Linked DNA regions of Homo sapiens: regions 1 and 2 are each linked to region 3. A link is a contact called in ENCODE Hi-C or POLR2A ChIA-PET data. All regions are on one chromosome and are shown on one strand. The core of a region is the stretch at or near the end of the contact, and the rest is flanking DNA. Distances in the headings are between cores, read along the strand shown. Region 1 holds the start of NUDT19-DT (NUDT19 divergent transcript). Region 2 holds the start of U2AF1L4 (U2 small nuclear RNA auxiliary factor 1 like 4). Region 3 holds the start of ZNF302 (zinc finger protein 302).

Region 1 (4,064 bases), core at 153-2,652, 2.0 Mb before region 3:
GTGTAAGCCACAGCGCCTGGCCAGAGACCAGGTCTCTTCAAACAAAAAAACAAACAAAACCCCTAAATATTGACAATGTCATCTGTGGATTCTACCCAGGAAATAACCCACATTAAAATGATGGTTTGTGAGGGTCGGCAGGGGTATAGTGTATTTCATCCAAAAACATAACAAATGTGTGATCCAATTATAATAGCAATTATGGGAAAAGCTGTCGGTGACTGATAAGGAGTTATAAAAGAAAAGACTCAAATTTACACAGGCTTTTCAAAAGATCATAATCCTGCTATTGGAGGTGGAAGTCTTCTAGACACTAACAAGGTGGAGAGAAATCTCCATGTGGAGGCCCAGATTAAACATCTCCCATCAAAGTGGAACTCGTCAAATGTCCTAAGACACCTAAGGCCGTCCCCAGGCGCCCTGACAATAAAAGGTAACCAGAACACGAGAGAAATTACTCTGGGAGTACCTTTCACATTCAAGGTGTGCAGTAGGAAATTTATAAATTGGCATCTGGCTCGTCCATTCATTTCTCATTGGTGTGGTTCACGTGTGCTTGCAAAGGTCAGACTTCTGCCCTTCGAATGTCCTCTCTCCCTCTCCCACAGAAAACACCCACATGTGGGTCCTTGTTTAAAGCAGAAAGTCCTAGTCCTTAGCTTTTAGTGAGGTGGATGTCATCAGGCCTGGGTTGGCATCCTGTTTTTTACCATGGCAAGTCATATGCGCCCTTAAGCATTCCTGCTTTTGGTCCAAGCTTCCTGCGTGGGAATACTGCGGTCCTCCTTTCAGGCAGCTGTGAATGACAAACGGTCGCTGGCTGCCGTGACACCCATTGTCCCGCGAGAGTGCCCTAGCTGGGCCCCAGTGCACTCGAGGCGGTCCCTGCTCGGGTGCCCCTCCCACAGGCAGGCGCCGTTGCCGACCAAACGCCCAGGTTCACCCAACGCCAGAGGCTCGTCCTCAATTCCCGCGAGGCCCCCGGAGGTGCTGGGGTCCCTGCAGGGCCGGGCCACCTGCCGTGGAGCTCAGGCCGCGCCAGAATCGGATCCGGGAAGCTGCGCGCCATGAGCAGCTCCCTGCGGCCGGGCCCCAGCCGCTGGCGGCGGGCGGCCAGCATCGTCCTGGCGGCTGGCTGGTCGCGCCCGGAGACCGCCACCCCGCCGTCGCGCCCGCCGCCGGCCGAGGGCTTCCGGCTGCTGCTGCTGCAGCGCTCCCCGCACCAAGGCTTCATGCCGGGCGCGCACGTCTTCTCCGGCGGAGTGCTGGATGCGGCCGACCGCTCGGCGGACTGGCTGGGCCTCTTCGCGCCGCACCACGGGCCGCCGCGCTTCGGCCTGGGCCCGGCGCCATTCAGCCGCACCGCTTTCCCGTCGCTGCCCGACACCGATGACCACAAGACCGACAACACTGGGACGCTGCCTGAGGACGTAGCCTTCCGCATCTGCGCCGTGCGGGAGGCCTTTGAGGAGGCGGGCGTGCTGCTGCTGCGGCCCAGGACTTCCCCACCAGGCCCAGCACCCGGGCCTGGCCTCGCCCTGGAGCCACCGCCGGGCCTGGCCTCCTGGCGCGACCGCGTGCGCCAGGACCCGCGCCACTTCCTGCGGCTGTGCGCCCACCTCGACTGCACACCCGACATCTGGGCGCTGCACAACTGGAGCGCCTGGCTCACCCCTTTCTTGCGGGGCACCACTCGCCGCTTTGACACGGCCTTCTTCCTGTGCTGCCTGCGCGAGCCGCCGCCCGTCTACCCCGACTTGGCGGAGGTGGTGGGCTACCAGGTAAGGCCTGCTCAGGGCCTTGCTGCGGACCGCCAGGACGTGAGAGGGAGGACCCCTCCCAGCGGCCCAGGCCCCCAAGGGACCCCCGCATAGGCCAAGCCCAGAGAGATTAAGCAGCAAGGAACGCTTAGACGGGCTGGAAACTCTCACCCCTGTAGACCAAAGCCATGCTCTTGGTGAAGTGCTCTCTGCTTTCCTAGGCTTTGGGGTCTCAAGGCCTGGAGCCTGTCTCTCCACGTGGTTCCTCCAGCGTGGCCACTGTGTAAGCACTTGTACATGTGTAGACATAGTACATCTCCACAGCCGTTTAATTTGGTTTTCTTGGAGAACAGACTTAATATGATCCAGTCTTCCTATTTTTATTTATTTTTGGTACAGATGGGGGTCTTGTCTCTCTGTGTTGCACACCCAGGCTCGTCTCCAGCTCCTGGTGTGTCCAGAATTGGTTCCTTCCAGTGGGTTCTTGGTCTCGCTGACTTTAAGAATAAAGCCGCGGACCCTCGAAGTGAGTGTTACAGTTCTTAAAGATGGTGTGTCCAGTTTCTTCCTTCAGATGTTCAGATGTGTCTGGAGTTTCTTCCTTCTGGTAGGTTCGTGGTCTCGCTGACTTCAGGATTGAAGCCGCAGACCTTCGCAGTGAGTGTTACAGCTCTTAAAGGTGGTGCGTCAGGAGTTGTTTGTTCCTCTTGGTGGGTTTGTGGTCTCGCTGGCTTCAGGAGCGAAGCTGCAGACATTTGTGGTCAGTGTTACAGCTTATAAAGGTAGTGCGGACCCAAGGAGTGAGCAGCAGCAAGATTTATTGCAAAGAGCAAAAGAACAAACCTCCCACAGCGGAAGGGGATCAGAGCAGGTTGGGTGCTGGTGGCTGGGTGGCCAGCTTTTATTCCCTTATTTGGCCCTGCCCATGTCCTGCTGATTGGTCCATTTTGCAGAGTGCTGATTGGTCCATTTTTACAGAGTGCGGATTGGTGCGTTTACAAATCTTTAGCTAGACAGAGCACTGATTGGTGCGTTTTTACATAGTACTGATTGGTGCATTTACAAACCTTTAGCTAGACACAGAGCACTGATTGGTGCGTTTTTACAGAGTGCTGATTGGTGCATTTACAAATCTTTAGCTAGACAGAAAAGTTCTCCAAGTCCCCACTGGACCCAGGAAGTCCAGGGGCTTCACCTCTCAATCCCGCCTCTAAACAGGGCACCCCATCTGCTGTTGGGAATTGGGCAATGACTGCTCTAGCTACTTCCTGCTGGACAGGGGCAAAGAAGGGGCCCTGCAGTTGTAGTGTCCTCCAGAGGGGAACTCTCTAGGCCAGTGAAAGGGCCAGTGGGTCGGTCCAGGGGTCCTCGGTAGAAGTTGTTAGTTGAGCTCATTTGGGTTTCCGTTTGTAAGACCATCTGTAGTTTGATGGCCTTGATTCTAGAGGAAACAAATTTGACAAGGAGGTTAAAAATACAGGGCCCGAAGGCGAGTAATAGTAAAACGGCTGTCACAGGATGTAGAAAGGGGAGAAGCCATGTTGCCCAACTCCAGAGGTTGGTATAAGAGTTTGAAAGGCGTTGTCTGATTTCAGAAACCTTTTCCTGTAAATGCCGGGCGGCATCTTGCACTATCCCTGACTTGTTAGTGTAAAAACAACACTCTTCCCCTAAGGTGCAAAGTCCTCCTTTCTCAGCAGTGAGGAGGTCTAGGCCTCGGGGGTTTTGGAGAGTCACTGCTGCCAGAGTCTATTTGGGATTGTAGTTACTATCCTTACTGAATAGATTTTGTTATTTCTTGCAAACTGTCTGAGAAATACTTTGAGAGTGTGTGGTAGTAAGATAATGAAGTAGATAAACTGGCTATTCCGGTTCCTGTAGCAGTGGCCATTTCTAGCCCTATAAGTAGGGGTATCAGTTGTATGGCCCTGTGCTGATGGACTTGAGCTTTGAGGGGCACTGATAGGGTCTGATGTCCATAAGATTAGAAGTTAGGATAATATGTGTTACACTGTTAACTTTTAGCAAACTTTACTTTTGTTGAAAACCTTAAGTTTGGGATTTCAATTATTCTTTGCTATTAATAAGACCTCGTTCAGTCCATATTCACTTAAAATTGGTATAGATGGCTCCTTCCTGATTCTGTAAGTACTTTAAGGTTTGGCTGAGTGCAAACAGCTTGCACATTTGAGCAGACCAATTATTAGGCAATTTTCCTAACTCTGCTTCTGTAAGAGTTTCCTTATCACGTACTGAGTACCCATTGTGTCTTTTTCCTTAATCGCCCAGGAGGAAACATCTATC
Region 2 (4,067 bases), core at 146-2,645, 1.1 Mb after region 3:
CTGGCGACAGCATGACTCCCGGAAGTCAGTGACAGGAGACAGCTCACCGTGCACAGCCTGCCCGTTGAACCAGCGGTTACTGAGTTCAGCCACGGCCCGCTCTCCATCCTCCTCCCTCCGGAACTGCAGGAAATGTCAGTCAGGGTCAGCAGGAGAACTCAGAGATCTTCAGGGGACTCACTACCCGCTCTGGGGCTGGACTGGATTTAGTGATGAAATTCAAGCTGAGAGCCTACAGTGGCCACCATCAGGCATTGAAACGCCTCCACTTCTGGGCCCTAAGTGGGGGGCAGCAAGCACCTTGACATAGACGTTGCCCACGAGGTGGTCCCCAAGGTTGTCGCACACATTCATCTCTTCAATCTCCCCATACTTCTCCTGCAGTTCTGTGAACACCTCCTGTGGAAGACGGGGAGGAACTCAGCTGAGCTCCCACAAGAAACCCCATCTGCCCCTACCAACCCTCACCTCGAAGAAGCTATCATAGTGCTCCTGCACCTCCACGTCACTCACATGACCTGGGGTGGGGGCGGGCAGGGTGGAATCAGAGTGTAGCCTACTGGGGGCTGTTCACCTTGCCCCCAGGCCTGGTCCCTTACTCACAGTGTGATCCGTCTGCAGTTTGGGCTGTGTTCTGTGGATTCCGGTACAGGTTGAGCAGCACTATGGTCTGCACAGAATTTAAAAGGGGCGGGGCCTGAGCTCAGAGGGCAGGGCTGCATGAACAGAGAGTGAGGCATGAAGGTTGGGGGTGGAACCTTACACCCCAGCCTAAGCATCATGAGTGCATCGGCGATCCTTTGCCCCTAAGAAACCAGAAAAGGGATGGAGGGGACTGGCAAGGATGAACAGCGGGATGGAAGGGACTGGCAAAGATGAACAGCCGCCGTGTGTAGCCTGTACGCATGGGGGCGCGACCAAGTTCCCGGGAAAACGGCACGAAGACCGGTGGGAGGAGCCTGCAGAAAGGTCCAATGAGAAAAAAAGCCGGGCGGTGGGGAGGGACTCAGGAACCCGGAATAGGCGGGACATGGTGACGACGGCCCCAGAAGGGGAAGGGCCAGGGAGCCGTTAACCCCCGAGGCTCCGTGCCGGGTCTCACCTGGCTGAATGTCGGCTTGTTGTGAAGCCGGGAGCACCGGTCCCCGTGCCGGCAGACCCCGATCTTAAAGTAAAAAGAGCAGTTAACCCTGGAAAAGGTGCAAAGACAAAGGTGAACCGAGGGCCGGGGAAGCTGGGCACCCCAGAAACACCGCCCCACCACCCAGGACCCCAGTACCCCGGCCCCGACCCCCCGAGAGTCCACTCCCAGCGCCCGTTCTCACTTGTCCTTCTCAGTCCCGAATATCGAAGCTAAATATTCAGCCATTTTTACCCAAGCCCTCCAGGTCTGGCTGCTCTTACGTCACTTCCGTTGCTTAGGAGCACTGGGAAGTGTAGTTCGTTGCCCTCTCCAGGCGCTTACCAAGCGCTCGGAAACGCCCCAGGGCGCTTGCGCGTGGGAGGCGCGCGCCCTCCCCATAGACTCCCCGGTAGGAGTTCTTTTAACAGCGCATGCGTGCAGTGTTGCCTCGCCCAAAGAAGACTACAATCTCCAGGGAAACCTGGGGCGTCTCGCGCAAACGTCCATAACTGAAAGTAGCTAAGGCACCCCAGCCGGAGGAAGTGAGCTCTCCTGGTGAGTTGGGGGTCGTTTCGCCCACCCTAGTAAATATAAAGAGCTCTTTAATCCAGCCAGCTTACTAGTGGGGGTGGGGATGCCCTGCTTTCAGCAAACCGACCTTTACATTTATCTCTGATTTGTTCTAATAGGGGCGTGGTTGTTCGTGATCCTTGCATCTGTTACTTAGGGTCAAGGCTTGGGTCTTGCCCCGCAGACCCTTGGGACGACCCGGCCCCAGCGCAGCTATGAACCTGGAGCGAGTGTCCAATGAGGAGAAATTGAACCTGTGCCGGAAGTACTACCTGGGTAAGGCAGATCGCTAGGGTCCCAGGAGAAGAGAGGGGACTGGACTAGAGCACCCGAGGGAAGAGGGCCTCGGGGCCTGGATTCTTAAGTCTAAGAGATGAAGGACCTGCGAACGCCGACTCCTGGATTTGAGTGGGGAGGGCCTGGGTCCTGAGGAATGAGGAAGCTGGGGCCTCAATTTCTGGATCCCAAGAGAGGAGGGGGATTGAGGGCCTGGACTCTTGGGTCCTGTGAAAGAGATGGTTGAGGAATCAGATTCCTGGATCCCAAAGAGGAGCCAGATTCCTGAGTCCCTGACAACAGAAATCTCCATTTGAACTTGGGTGTGGGAGAGTTTCTTCCAAATAGATCTCGGTGGGAGTTGGAGAAGATCTTCATTGCCTTATGAGGTTTTGGGGTTTGTTTGTTTGTTTTTCTTTCTCCCTAGGGGGGTTTGCTTTCCTGCCTTTTCTCTGGTTGGTCAACATCTTCTGGTTCTTCCGAGAGGCCTTCCTTGTCCCAGCCTACACAGAACAGAGCCAAATCAAAGGCTGTGAGTCTAGAGCACAGAGGAGGGAGGCCAGTGGCAGGGGAGAGGGGGAAGCGGGGAATCTTGGTGGGAAGGGACAATGGAGGATCCAAAATGTTGGGGCTCTGGGTGAGAAGGGAAGGCTGGTCTAGGGAAGTCTGGAGAGCAGCCGGAGGCCAACCCTTCCAGCTTCTGTTTCCCATGACAGATGTCTGGCGCTCAGCTGTGGGCTTCCTCTTCTGGGTGATAGTGCTCACCTCCTGGATCACCATCTTCCAGATCTACCGGCCCCGCTGGGGTGCCCTTGGGGACTACCTCTCCTTCACCATACCCCTGGGCACCCCCTGACAACTTCTGCACATACTGGGGCCCTGCTTATTCTCCCAGGACAGGCTCCTTAAAGCAGAGGAGCCTGTCCTGGGAGCCCCTTCTCAAACTCCTAAGACTTGTTTTCATGTCCCACGTTCTCTGCTGACATCCCCCAATAAAGGACCCTAACTTTCGATACTGACTTCCTGGGATCTTTTAGAGGTTGAGGCATAAATGATTATTAATATTTAAAAACATCTGTTGAGAGCTTTGTACGAGGCTTAGTATTTAGACATGATGTACATTTTTTACAGTGCATACTACTCATAATCTTCTGAACTAGGAACTTTCCTGCTCAGGAAACTATTAGATGAGAAACTAAGAAAGGAATAGTGCTTCCATTTCTTTTTCTTTTTTCTTTTTTTTTTTTTTTTTTGAGACAGAGTCTTGCTCTGTCAGCCAGGCTGGAGTGCAGTGGTAGGATCGGCCTAGTGCTTCCATTTCTAGGGGCTGTTATCCTGTACTGGTAGTCGTGAATTCAAAAATATAACTTTCCTACTGTGGGCTGCAGTATTCTCATCAGAAGTGTAGATCACGATGCTACTTCCTGGGATTTATCTGGACCAAGACGTGTGACAAATGGAAGTTTCCCGTTTTCTGAAGGAAGTGTTGTCTGCAAAAATAAAAATAGTCAAGAGCTTTCTCAGAGAATCCTTCCTTGACCATCCATCTTATTTAAAATTCAATCACCACCTTGATATTCCTATGTCCCTTTCAGGCTACACTTTTTTTGTGGGTTTTTTTTTTGGGGGGGGAGAGGGGTTTGTTGTTGTTGTCTGTTTGTTTTTCTAGATGGAGTCTTGCTCTGTCACCCAGGCTGGAGTGCAGAGGTCCGATCTCGGCTCACTGCAACCTCCGCCTCCCGGGTTCAAGCGATTCTCCTGCCTCAAACTCTCGAATAGCTGGGATTACAGGCGCATGCCACCATGCCCGGCTAATTTTTGTATTTTTAGTAAAGACTGGGTTTCACCATGTTGGCCAGGCTGGTCTCGAACTCCTGGTCACAGGTGATCTGCCTGCCTAGGCCTCCCAAAGAGCTGGGATTTACAGGCGTGAGCCACCATGCCCCGCCCAGATCATATTCTTTCTCCTATTACATTTCACTTAAAATTTACTTGTTTACTGTTTATCTTCCCTCCTTTAAAAGATAAGCTCCATTAGCGCAGGGATTTTTGTCTATTCTGTTCCTCAAGGTGTCTCCAATGCCTAGAAGAGTGCCCG
Region 3 (4,087 bases), core at 1-2,500:
GAGAAATTGAAATTGCCCACCTCTTTCCTGGAAAACTCATGAATAATCCACCCTTGTTTAGCACATCATCAAGCAATAAATACAAGTATCCCTAGTCCAGCAGCCCAAGCTGCTGCTCTAACAATGGAGTACCCATTGTTTCTTTACTTTCTTAATACACTTGCTTTGGCTTTGCACTGTGCTCTCCCATGGATTTTTTCTTGCGTGAGCTCTAAGAACTCTCTCTTGGGGTCGGATCCGGACCCCTTTCTGGTAACAGAAGCACTGCTTCACGAAGATCATGCAGGTCAGTACTTAATAAGTACAAAAAAGTCTATAGCGACACTATTTATAATTTTAAAAATGATTGAAGTCAATTAACATTTAAGTGTTAAAAAGAAAGTAAACAACCCAAATATACACAAACAGTAGACTGCTCTGGCTTGCATACAGAGAGGTCCATTGCCCTTTTGGGTGGGCCTAAGAAGCACTTCTGGGGAGAGGGGGCGTCAGGCTGTGATGGCTGCGGGAGGAGTGACTCCTCCCAGGATGAGGGTCTCCATCCTCCCAGTGCTCACTCAAGTTCAGTATTTCCAAGTCCTTCCAGGGGCGTAACGCACGTCAGAACGGCCATTAGTGTCACAGATACGTGTCCCCTTGCATTTCCAGGAAATGCCCTTGGTTGGCGAACTACAGTCGTGACAGTCGGGCCACAGGGCGTTTTGTGAGTTATCGTCTTGGGCAAATGAGTGCCAAAAAAAAAAAAAAAAAAAGACCTGAAGGTGAACAGCATAGCGGCAGGGTTTGGGATGAGAGGAGCCCCTTTGCTAGCAACGGCGAGCACTTGCGCGGTACCAGCAAGGGCTGCCCATGTCTCGGAGGGAAACGTTTGTGTGAGCGCAGGAATGACCCGGAAGACCTTGGCACGGCTGCAGTTTTCTGGGAAATGTAATTTCTTGGTCCGGGCGCCATGGCCCTTATAAGTAGAGGGTGTCCCTTGGTTTCGAGTTGTATCGTTCACCAGAGGACGACTGTGTGCCCCAGGACAATTTGCGCATGGTCCTAGCTGGCCGGCTCTAGGTCGACGGCCCCAGGCGGTTAAGCTACTTACAAAGCCGTGACCGGTTTGCCCGCGGCGCACCAGGTCCGCGCAGCCGCAGAGACCCTTGGGAAGTGTGGTCTTCGGGTGCCGGCGGTTCGCGGCTTCCGGGACATTTGTACCGCAGGGGGAGGATTCTGGGAAATGTGGTTCGCCGTGGGCGGTGCACTGGGTCAGTCCCGCGATAGCTTCAGGCCTGGCGGCGGCTTCCAAGCTAAGGAACGGTTTGGGGCAGTGTCGTTCCCGGAGGTCGGCCGCCGTTACCCGCTCACCAGCTACGCGGCGCGTCAGGTCCGCGGAGGCGCGGGCTCGGGGCGCCTGCGGGACGGTGAGGCCCTGCTGAGGACTCCGGCAAGTGTGGGTCGCGGCGACGGCGGGGCTAAGGCCCTGGGTCCGCGCGCGGTTTGACCACGGCCGGGGCCTTGGGCATTTCCTGGCCTTCCTGTTGAGCCGTGTAAACGCGGGGTGATGACGGCGCCGACCTCTTGGCACTGTTGTGAGAGCGAAGTGGGCGCGAGAGCAGACGCCAGCTACAGTTTTTTTTGGGTTATGTCGTCATGAAGCCGGCGCTTTCAGTTGTGCAACCTTGAACAAATGGGTTCAGTATCTCGGAATTTCAGTTTTGTCTTCATTTTAAAAAATAAATCTGGTTTAGAACTCGACCTCAAGCGATCCGCCCGCCTCCGCCTTCCGAAGTGCTGGGATTAAAGGCGTAAGCCACCGCACCAGCCTAACGAACATGGCGAAACGCCGTCTCTACTAAAAATACAAAAAAAAATTAGCTGGGCGTGGTGGCACGTGTCTATAATCCCAGCTATTCGAGAGGTTGAGGTAGGAGAATCGCTTCAACCCGGGAGGCAGAGGTTGCAGTGAGTCGAGGTCGCTCCATTGCACTCCAGCCTGGAGACAGAACGAGACTCCGTCTCAAAAAAAAAAAAAAAAAAATCTGGAATAATATGAATGCACACCTTGCAAAGTGGTGAAGACTGAACGAGCTGATAAAGTTGTTACCGTTGTTTTATGAGTCTTTTGTATACAGAATAATTGATTTTCCCCGCAGGTGGCACCTGGTAAATAGCCCTTGCGGAGAAACACCCTGTTCCTTCCCAGGGAGAGATTGACGCTCCGGCGAGTGATTACCAGTGTGCTTTTCCATTAAGGTGTGTGACAGGTGCCGCAAGATAAGCCCGATTTTTCATGACTGCTTTTTCCTGCCTTTCTGTGCCCTCAGGACACTGCCCATCTCTAAGATAAGAACCTGGAAAGGGGACTCTGTTGGCCATTGGAAATTGCAGAATAATGTCTCAGGTAAGTCGGTGTGTCCCCAAATCTTCCTGAAACACTTTATTAGGCCTCTGTGTGTTTGCTTTGCTTCTCCTGCCTGTTCCCACCTAATCAAGTCCATTTAAGGGACTAGATCTATGGTTCCTTTCACTATAGGAAGAATGGAGCCCACAGGAGAGCTCCAAGGTATTGTCCTCATCACCCAGTGTTCCTCTTTTCTACAGTTTTCTGCTAGAAGACTTTCTAGATTGCCAACATTTTAAAACTGTAATTCACAATGCAACTTTGGAATGTAAGGTTATTCGGTTTATGGTTGTCAAAACTGTACCATGTGGTCTCAAGTGAAGAGATGTTTGGAGTCATCCTTGATTCTTCCTTTTGACTTATAACTCATATTCAGGTCCTCTAGTTTGGATCTAAACGATACACCGTATACAGCATCTGACCATTAGTTAGCCCATCACCACCACCACCACTACCACCCCAGTCCGAGCCACCTGGATTATTGCGGTAGCCTCCTAGCTGGATTCCCAGCATCTGCCCTTAACCCTCATCAGTCTGTTCTCAGTACAGCTGTGACCATGGTCCTATTGTTATATAAATTCCTGTCATTCCGCAACCTAAAATTTTTCAGTGGTTCTAACTGAGTCACTTCTGCAATGACCTATTTGTACAATTAGGCCATTACCTCCCTGATCCCACCTTCCTTCTCTGCCTCCTCATTCCTGTGCGCTCCAGCCTCTGTCACCAGTTGCTGTGCCATCCACGTGGAATATTCTTCCCCCACATACGCACAAGCTTGCATCCTTATCTCCTTCTGTGTTTGTTCCGTGGTTACTTTCTCAGAACAGCTTCCCTGAAAGCCTATTTGCAATTGCAGTCACCTTCCCTAGCGCTTCCACTCCTCCATCACTGCTTTGTTGTTTTCCACAGTGTGTGTCACTCACTAGCTGATGTACTGTATGTTCAGTATATGCACGTGCTCATTGTCTGTTCCTGGTGGGAGGAATGCTTTTTCTTCTTTGTTGACTGTTATAGCGTCAGTACCCAGAGTGTTACCTGGCACCAAATGGATGCTTAGTAAGTAATTGTGGAGTGAATAAGATGAGTAATGAAGAACTGGTGGGGCAGAATCATGGCATGGAAGGTGAAGCTTGCACAGGAGGGGATGTAAGTAGCAGATGTACATCTTGGGTGAAGTCTGTTTTCATGGAATAATTAAGATAATTAGAATTGAAAAACTGGTGTGGTAGTGCATGCCTGTTGTCCCAGTTACTCGGGAGGCTGATGAGGTAGGAAGATTTCTTGAGCCCTCTGGTGTAAGCCTGTAGTGAGCTATGATTATGTCACTGCACTCCAGCTTGGTGACAGAGCAAGAACCTGCCTCTTGAAAGAAAAAACAAAGTAAAGGCTAAAGTGAACTAATGCCAAAACCATTCATTGGTTCATCTTCTAAACACTTATGAAGTACCTGTTAGGAAGAGTTGTACATGGATTTTGGTGTACACTGACACACAGGACTTCATGATCTAGTGCAGTATTGTCTAAGAGAACTTTCTGCAGTGGTGGAAGTGCTGTGCATGTGTACTGATCAGTACGGTAGCCAACAGCCCCATCTGACTATTGAGTACTTGAACTGTGGCTTAAGCAATGGAGAAAATAAATTTTAAATTTTATTTAATTATTTTATTTTTACATTTTAATTAATTTAAATGTTGTAGCCAA

Evidence for each region. Hi-C counts contacts between places; a loop is a spot of excess contacts on that map. ChIA-PET counts read pairs that join two places held with the same protein, here RNA polymerase II (POLR2A). Pooled maps may share reads with other maps.
Region 1: a map with no recorded cell type shows a loop between it and region 3 (9-fold over the local background). The contact joins the promoter of NUDT19-DT here to the promoter of ZNF302 in region 3. A Hi-C loop is called at or near these places in 1 of 37 single-sample maps with no recorded cell type and 3 of 50 pooled maps. POLR2A ChIA-PET finds 5 or more read pairs at or near these places in 1 of 52 experiments (activated naive CD8-positive, alpha-beta T cell).
Region 2: a loop to region 3 is called in a map of CD8-positive, alpha-beta T cell, with 20 times the contacts of the local background. The contact joins the promoter of U2AF1L4 here to the promoter of ZNF302 in region 3. A Hi-C loop is called at or near these places in 4 of 168 maps with a recorded cell type or tissue (CD14-positive monocyte, CD4-positive, alpha-beta memory T cell, CD8-positive, alpha-beta T cell and 1 more), 1 of 37 single-sample maps with no recorded cell type and 11 of 50 pooled maps.

The regions. Positions count from the first base shown.
Region 1 is chr19:32,690,894-32,694,957 of GRCh38, forward strand. It overlaps NUDT19-DT (NUDT19 divergent transcript), which reads right to left and starts at 1,403. Exons shown (of 2, transcript NR_186320.1): 1 at 470-1,403. It overlaps NUDT19 (nudix hydrolase 19), which reads left to right and starts at 928. Exons shown (of 3, transcript NM_001105570.2): 1 at 928-1,781. The coding sequence starts at 1,068. It overlaps LOC124904690 (a long non-coding RNA gene), which reads right to left. Exons shown (of 2, transcript XR_007067226.1): 2 at 2,072-3,201. RefSeq lists a silencer at 891-1,300.
Region 2 is chr19:35,744,023-35,748,089 of GRCh38, forward strand. U2AF1L4 (U2 small nuclear RNA auxiliary factor 1 like 4) reads right to left here and starts at 1,396. Exons shown (of 6, transcript NM_001040425.3): 1 at 1,326-1,396; 2 at 1,103-1,190; 3 at 301-399; 4 at 1-123. The coding sequence starts at 1,369. PSENEN (presenilin enhancer, gamma-secretase subunit) reads left to right here and starts at 1,629. Exons shown (of 4, transcript NM_172341.4): 1 at 1,629-1,678; 2 at 1,813-1,969; 3 at 2,397-2,501; 4 at 2,686-3,497. The coding sequence starts at 1,909. The coding sequence ends at 2,825. RefSeq lists a silencer at 1-108 and an enhancer at 3,808-4,067.
Region 3 is chr19:34,676,428-34,680,514 of GRCh38, forward strand. It overlaps ZNF302 (zinc finger protein 302), which reads left to right and starts at 1,251. Exons shown (of 5, transcript NM_001289187.2): 1 at 1,251-1,676; 2 at 2,310-2,386. The coding sequence starts at 2,378. It overlaps SCGB2B2 (secretoglobin family 2B member 2), which reads right to left and starts at 732. Exons shown (of 4, transcript NM_001025591.4): 1 at 1-732. It also overlaps the pseudogene ZNF807P and the pseudogene SCGB1B2P. RefSeq lists enhancers at 223-1,120, 780-879, 930-989, 1,121-2,017, 2,875-3,376 and a silencer at 1,440-1,499.